Regions from separate parts of the Homo sapiens genome. Here region 1 is linked to region 2. The links are chromatin contacts, found by Hi-C or POLR2A ChIA-PET in ENCODE. All regions are on one chromosome and are shown on one strand. The core of a region is the stretch at or near the end of the contact, and the rest is flanking DNA. Distances in the headings are between cores, read along the strand shown.

Region 1 (3,729 bases), core at 251-2,750, 210 kb after region 2:
CTCTCGTGGGTACCATTCAACATTCCCAGGGAGAGGTTGCAAAGCCTTGGTTCCAGACTCCCCTGGTGGATTGGCATTTTACTCCTCTTCCGGGACTTTGACCTTCTGTTCTGCTTGATTAGCCTTGCTGCCCCTGGTGCTTGAGCTGCCCTTCCTAACCACCTTCCTCCCCACAGCACAGGGGGATGTCAGAGGATGCTTGTTTGAACTGGATTATAGATTACACAAATCCAGGAGGTCAAGGTTCTTAGTTGAACTGGTTGTTAACATTTATTTTTGTATCCCCAGGATGTAGCACAGTATCTGGCTCAAAAATGTTTGATGAATGAATGAATGAACAGTCAAAGGATGACAGTTTCCCCCTCAAGACTGTGAAATACCAAAGGCAGTTCAGCCTGGCAAGCCAGTGATAATTTTCCTCATTCTTTGTGGACAAGAAGCATGAGCTGAGCTTCTCAAATCTTCCCTCAGAGCACAATGACCTTTACAGATGGTCTTACCTGTACTTTTTATTTCTTTTTTATTTTTGTTTCAGAGATAGGGTCTCACTCTGTTGCCCAGGCTGGAGTGCAGTGGTGTGATCCTAGTTCACTGGATCCCCAAACTCCTATGTTCAAGTGACCCTCCTGCCTCTGTCTTCCTAAGTCGCTGGGACTACAGGTGTGCGGTTTTTTGTAGAGATAGTGTCTTGCTACATTGTCCAGGCTAGTCTTGAACTCCTGGGTTCAAGAGATCCTCCTGCCTCGGTCTCCCAAAGTGCTGGGGTTACAGGCATGAGCCATTGCCCTGGCCCATACTTTTTACCTTTGTAAATGCAAACACCACCACCATGTTCCACATGGGGCAGAGAATTCTTACCATTAATTATACTATTATATTTGAGCCCCACCTCCAACTACTTGCTAATCATTCTGGCCTCCCTTTACTAGACCGGCCCTGCCCCCACCTCTGAGATTTAATTCCCATCAAAGACTTCCCAGGAAGATCTGCTATCTTCATCCCCAGTCCGGGCACTCTCTAGCCAACAGCTCAGCTGACAAAGACCTCTTAGTTCTCCCTTTTCTCTCTCTCTCTTTTTTAATCGAGGTGGGGGGTCTCACCATCTTGCCCAGGTTGATCTCGAACTCCTGGGCTCAAGCAATCCTCTCACTTTGGCTTCCCAAATTGCTGTGATTACAACATGAGCATGACACCTGGCCAGTTCTCCCTTTTCTAACAAAAAAAAAATTTTTTTTTTTAAGACAGAGTCTTGCTCTGTCACCCAGGCTGGAGTGCAGTGGTGCAATCTCAGCTCACTGCAACCTCCACCTCCCGGATTCAAGTGATTCTTGTACCTCAGCCACCTGAGTAATGAATTACAGGGGCCCACCACCATGCCCAGCTAATTTTTGTATTTTTAGTAGAGACGGGGTTTCGACATGTTGGCCAGGCTGGTCTTGAATTCCCGGCCTCAAGTGACCTGCCAATCTCAGCCTCCCACAGTGCGGATTACAAGTGTGAGCAACCGCGCCTGACCTCTAACCAAAATTTCTTAATTGACAAACCCCATGCCCCATCTCAGCCCCAGATGACTCATTCTATATTCAGTTATGTGAACATATTAATCAGGTGAAACTCCTGTTTTGCATTTCCAGGAAACTTTCATTTGTTTTCTCTTTAAAGTGGCTTTCCATATCTCTGCTCTGATTTATCAATTTTTATTTTACTTCCTCTATTCCAAACCGTGAGGTCATCCTCCCAGCTGGCCTCACTCTTCTCCACTTTGGTTTCCTCTGTGGTTCCAGCAACCTGTGGTGGTGGGCTTCCTTTTCAGTGTTTAGTGTTGTTGACTATTGTAGCTCAAGGGCACAGCCTAGGCTACGAGGTCAGTACCCCCTTGTGGGCCACCTCTGATCCACCCTCTGCCCATGCCCTTCCCTTGTTCCCTAGCTACTGCCTCACTCAACAGAGAAGCACAGAGTGCCTACCAAGGGCCAGGCACAGAGCCGCCTCCTTTGACTACAGGGTATATAGACCTGGGTGTTCCTCACCTCCAAAGCCCACAGCGAGGGAGTCATGGAAACAAACACAATGTGGTCCCTGCATTGTTGGAAAGATCCATGTAAGAGAATGGAGGGGAAGCTCCAAACTAGGAAAGAGGAAAGTGGCGTGGGGAGGCTTCCTAAGAAAGAGTAGGCCTGAGTTAGGCCTTAAAGGATCAGTAGACAATAGCCTGATGAAGATAAGGAGTAAATGTGTATTTATCATTCATCCAACATGCATGAATGATAAGTGCATGCTGAGGACCTGCCATGCGCCAGGCTGGAGACTAGCAGTGAACAAAACAGAAAGTCCCTGCCTTCATGGAGCTTTGCTACTCGTGGGAAGAGACAGAGAATAAGCAAAATAAATAAGTAAAACATAGTATGTTAGAAGGTGATATGTGTTCTACAGAGAAAAATATATCCAGGAAAAGGATTCAGTTGTATGCATAGAAGACGGGTAATTTTAAAAATCCAGTAGTTTTAAATATGGCAGCCAGGGACTGTTATCATAGTGATATGAAACCCTTTCATCTTAATTGTAGCTTTAACTATTTGCAAAGGGCTTTAGTTCTATTAGCTCATTTTATTATTAAAACCATCTTATGAGGAGGTGAGAAAAATTAGTCTTCTGGGCTAGCTGCTGTCTAAATGAGCCTGCTAGGGCTGCTATAGCAAAGTACCACAAACTGGATGGCTTAATCAGCAGAATTCTGTTTTCTCACAGTTATAGAGGCCAGAAGTCCAAGATCAAAATGTGGGCCCCAGGGGCCAGGCATGGTGGCTCACGCTTGTAATCCCAGCACTTTGGGAGGCCGAGGCAGGTGGATCCCATGAGGTCAGGAGTTCGAGACCAGCCTGGCCAACATGGTGAAACCCTCTCTTTACTAAAAATATAAAAATTAGCTGGGCATGATGGCAGGCGCCTGTAATCCCAGCTACTTGGCAGGCTGAGGCAGGACAATCACTCGAACCCCGGAGGAGGAGGTTGCAGTGAGCCAAGATCAGCCACTGCACTCCAGCCTGGGCAATGAGCGAAACTCCATCTCCGAAAAAAAAAAATGGATGGGGTTCCTTCTGAGGGCCGTCAAGGAAAGATCTGTTCCAGGCCTCTCACCTTGGCTTGTAGCTGGCTGTCTTCTCCTGTGTCTTTACATTATCTTCCACTATCTTTCTGTGTCCACATTTTCCCTTCTCATAAGATACAAGCCATACCAGTATCTCACTCTGAGAGGTGACAGCGTGCTGGCAGCCCTCTGCAGCTCTTGCTCGCTCTCGGCGCCTCCTTGGCTTTGGCGCCCACTCTGGCCGCGCTTGAGGAGCCCTTCAGCCCGCCGCTGCACTGTGGGAGCCCCTTTCTCAGCTGGCCAAGGCCGGAGCCGGCTCCCTCAGTTTGCCGGGAGGGGCGGAGGGAGAGGCGCGGGCGGGAACCGGGGCTGCGCGCGGCGCTTGCGGGCGAGCGCGAGTTCCAGGTGGGCGTGGGCTCGGCGGGCCCCGCACTGGGAGCGGCAGGGCTCGGGACCTGCAGCCCGCCATGCCTGAGCCTTCCCCCACGCCCCCCGCCGTGGGCTGCTGCGCGGCCGGAGCCTCCCCGACGAGCACCGCCCCCTGCTCCAGGGCGCCCAGTCCCATGACCGCCCAAGGGCTGAGGAGTGCGGGCGCACGGCGGGGGACTGGCAGGCAGCTCCACCTGCGGCTCTGGTGCAAG
Region 2 (3,800 bases), core at 54-2,553:
AGTCCTGTAGGTGGAAGAGATGGATGTAACCTAAGTACACAGAGAAACTCCACTGTGACAAATTGTGGCAAGAATTAAGAAGAAAACAAACGAAGAACTGAGATGATTCCATTTAAACAGAGAAAGAAGATGAGCAACTCTATAAGAGTGGGGCCAACCCTTGAACTTCTCGATAACCACTCTCCCCACACCCATGGTCTAATTCACTGTCTTCACACTTTTCTTGCTAACTGTGCTCATGTTGTCAGTTTTCATTTAAATTTGGTGAAATCTCAAATAAGAGAGTATTTGCACTTGCATTTTCTCCCACAGGCACTCTGTACATGTCCATAGAGACACTGATTGCTATTATTATTATTTTTTGAGACAGGGTATCACTCTATGGCCCAGGCTGGAGTGCAGTGGCACGATCACAGCTCACTGCAGTCTCAACCTCCTGGGCTTAAAGCAATCCTCCCACTTCAGCCTCCTGAGTTAGCTGGGATCACCGGTGCACATCACCATGCCTAGCCAATTGTTTTAACTTTTTGTAGGGATGAGGTCTCACTAAGTTGCCTAGGCTTATCTTGAACTCCCGGGCTCAAGCCTCTCAGCCTCCCAAAATGCTGAGATTTCAGGCGTGAGCCACCACGCCTGGCCTGATTAATTTTAATTTTAATTTTCTTTTTCTTTTTTTTTTTTTTTTTTTGTGATAGAGTCTCACTCTGTCACCCAGGCTGGAGTGCAGTGGCGCCATCTCGGCTCACTGCAACCTCCGCCTCGCGAGTTCAACAGATTCTCCTGCCTCAGCCTCCCGAGTAGTTGGCACTATAGGTGCAGGCCACCATGCCTGGCTAATTTTTGTATTTTTAGTAGAGACAGGGTTTCACCATATTGACCAGGCTGGTCTCAAACTCCTGACCTCAAGTGAACCACCCGCCTCGGCCTCCCAAAGTACTGGGATTACAGGTGTGAGCCACTGCATCCGGCACCTAATTAATGTTTAAAAGAAGCTACTTGAAGATTAATGAGCATCCCAGACTTAATGTGCCAAAAATCAAGTTCCTGATCTTCATCCCAAATTTGTTCTCCTCTCCATCTTCTTAGTCTCCAGTAACTAATGTATCTGATTTTGTTGCTGTTTGTTTGATTTACTGCAGTATTCCCAGCACCTAAAATGTGCCTGGAACAAAGCAGGAACCCAGCACTTGTACATCAAATGAATGGATGAATGAACAAAGCCATATTTCATTGCCCTCAGCTTCGTTTTTTTATGTTGCATTAAAGACCCACTAGAGGGCTGTACATCACTGCATAATAAACGAGGAGCTGGCGCCTGCGCGGCAGCACTACTCCGCCTGTCCCTACAGGAAATCCCCAGATTTGCATGTGTAGAATTTAAAATCAGACAAGACATTTGTGTATAAGTCTTATCTCCACAATTACTTGAAGCAATTTGAAGTCAGGGATTATGGCAATTCTTTCGAGTGATTAAAAAAGATTTCTAGAAAGAAAAAAGGAGAGATTCTTTGTTTATAACAATCAGAAGCTAAGAGATGCTTTTAAAAAAAAGATGCATGACATACTATATGCTCAACAAATAACCACGTTCTAGAACAAAGAATGAGGTGTTAGGCAGACTGTTCTTAACAGCCACATACCACGTGAGATAAACAGGACAAGATGTAGACTGAGAGACAGCTTCAGCTAAATGGCAGGCAGCTGGAGGATATGATGAGAAGAAAGTTATCTTTGAAACCAAACAGTGTTTAGTTAAGAGCTCCATCACATTTTAAAAGGCAATAGTTTTGAATTTATACCCAAGGGTACAAATTAGGGAAAAACATTTCTTTTCAATATAAGGATAAACTTTCAGACAAAGACAGACATTCATAATTTTCCATGTTTTTTCCTGTTACTTGTAAATTCAGGATATTTGTTATCTCTAAGAATATTCATCACCTAAATGTGATAAGACAAATGTTAAAACTAATTATGGACGGTGAGGCCTGCTAGAGTCTGAATGCTTGTGACCTCCCTAAATTCGTATGTTGAAACCTAACCCCCAAGGTAATGGTATTAAGAGGTGGAGCCTCTGGGGGAGTGATTAGTGCCCTTATATTAATACAAAAGGCCCCAGGGAGTTTGTTTGCCATGTGTTTGCCCTACCATGATGTGAGGACACATAGAGCATGCCATCTATGAGAAACGGGCTCTCATCAGACACTGAATCTGCTGGCACGTTGACCTTGGACTTTCCAGCCTCCAGAACTGCAAGCGATAAGTTTCTGTTATTCATAAATTACCCAGTCTAAAGTATTTTATTATAGCAGCCTGAACCACCTTGCACAGGACCATAATGTGTTTCTAAGGGACTTAGGAGGTTTTAGAGGACACGCCTACCTTTTCCATCGGGGGCAGCACAGTGATGGTAGGAGCAGTGAGCTTGAGCTCCAGGTTCCCAGGCTCTTCTAGTTCTGTCTTCTTTGTGTGTTTGTTGGTTTGTTTGCTCACTCTGTCACCCAGGCTGGAGTGCAGGGGTGCCATCTTGGCTCACTGCAGCCTCCGTCTTCTGGGTTCAAGCAATCCTCCTGCTTCAGTCTCCCGAGTAGCTGGGATTACAGTTACCCGCCACCATGCCCGGCTAATTTTTGTATTTTTAGTAGAGGTGGGGTTTCACCATGTTGGCAAGACTGATCTTGAACTCCTGACCTCAGGTGATCCTCCTGCCTTGGCCTCCCAAAGTGCTAGGATTACAGGCGTGAGTCACCGTGTCTGGCCTAGTTCTGTCTTAATGAGTTATGTGACCGAGGGAATCCATTTCACCTCACTGGAACACTGGGCTGTTTAGTCATTGGTCTGACCCCGAATGACAATTTTTGTTAAGTAGCTATGTCTGCATTAGCTTTTCAACATCCCTTCTCTGGGCTCTGTAAAATGAAGTTGTTGAACCCTTCCTGCTCTAAATGTTGTGATTCCATCCCCTCTCACCAAAACTTCACTGGAACTGCTGTGTAAATCAGCTCTCTCTATGTAGTATGATAATTGCTCTGAAAGAGCTTTGCCTAAAATGCAAAGAGGAGGACCCAGATTCTGATAAAGATGGCAGGGCATGGGGGTCAGGGCAAATGTTCCTGGGGAGGTGACACTTGAATCCCATCTAAAGGAGCAGTTGGAATTAGGAGAAGGGAAACTGTGGGTAAAAGCATGGAGGCCTGCTGTGAGCTGCAGGTTGGGTTGGTGGACCAAAGGGTACCTGTGGTTCGTTACCTGTAAGACAGGTGGATGGACAGGTGAGCAGGAAGACCCAAGAGTTGAGGAAGTCTACTGAAGGTGATGGACTCACAGTGGAAGCTTTGAGCAGACGAGCACTACTAGATGTGTGCTGTAGAAAGACTTCTCTGGTAAAGAGTGAATGCAGGGCATAGGAATACAGCGTGGGAAGCTATCGCAGCAACCCTGGGGAAATGACACTGGCTAAACTGAGGCAATGGCTGTGGGAATGAAGAGGGGAGTCCAGAAATGCCTGGAAGGTGGGTTAGATGAGACATGGTGATCAACTGTACATAAGGTAAACGGAGGGAAATTCCTGGCTTGAGTGACCAGATGGATGGTAGCGTAGTTCACCACAGGAGGAAATGCTGGGGCAGGAGCAGCTTGGGTAAAGCTGATACTGAGTTCATGTTGAGCCCCAAAGGCCTATGAGGAGCTAGCTGGCCAACACGCAGTTGGATACAAGGTCTCAACAGATTGGTCTAGGCCAGAGACAGAGAGCTGGGAGGTGATAACAGAAGCCACGTTTGAAGATGAATATGCCCCAA

What was found. A loop is a pair of places that touch in the nucleus more often than their neighbours do. ChIA-PET counts read pairs that join two places held with the same protein, here RNA polymerase II (POLR2A). Pooled maps may share reads with other maps.
Region 1: a pooled map shows a loop between it and region 2 (2.7-fold over the local background). The contact joins two enhancer-like sites. A Hi-C loop is called at or near these places in 1 of 168 maps with a recorded cell type or tissue (naive thymus-derived CD4-positive, alpha-beta T cell), 4 of 37 single-sample maps with no recorded cell type and 9 of 50 pooled maps. POLR2A ChIA-PET finds 5 or more read pairs at or near these places in 2 of 52 experiments (WTC11 and activated CD4-positive, alpha-beta T cell).

Annotation. Positions count from the first base shown.
Region 1 is chr1:211,886,116-211,889,844 of GRCh38, forward strand. No RefSeq gene overlaps it. Among named protein-coding and RNA genes, the nearest start is that of LPGAT1-AS1, 57 kb to the left of the region's middle. RefSeq lists an enhancer at 1,365-1,414. Within about 2 kb of position 1,501, at least 2 of the 41 ENCODE cell types and tissues checked have a DNase peak (open chromatin) inside an H3K27ac peak, as active enhancers do.
Region 2 is chr1:211,679,613-211,683,412 of GRCh38, forward strand. The region is part of intron 2 of NEK2-DT (NEK2 divergent transcript); the gene reads left to right. Among named protein-coding and RNA genes, the nearest start is that of NEK2-DT, 5.8 kb to the left of the region's middle. Within about 2 kb of position 1,304, at least 7 of the 41 ENCODE cell types and tissues checked have a DNase peak (open chromatin) inside an H3K27ac peak, as active enhancers do.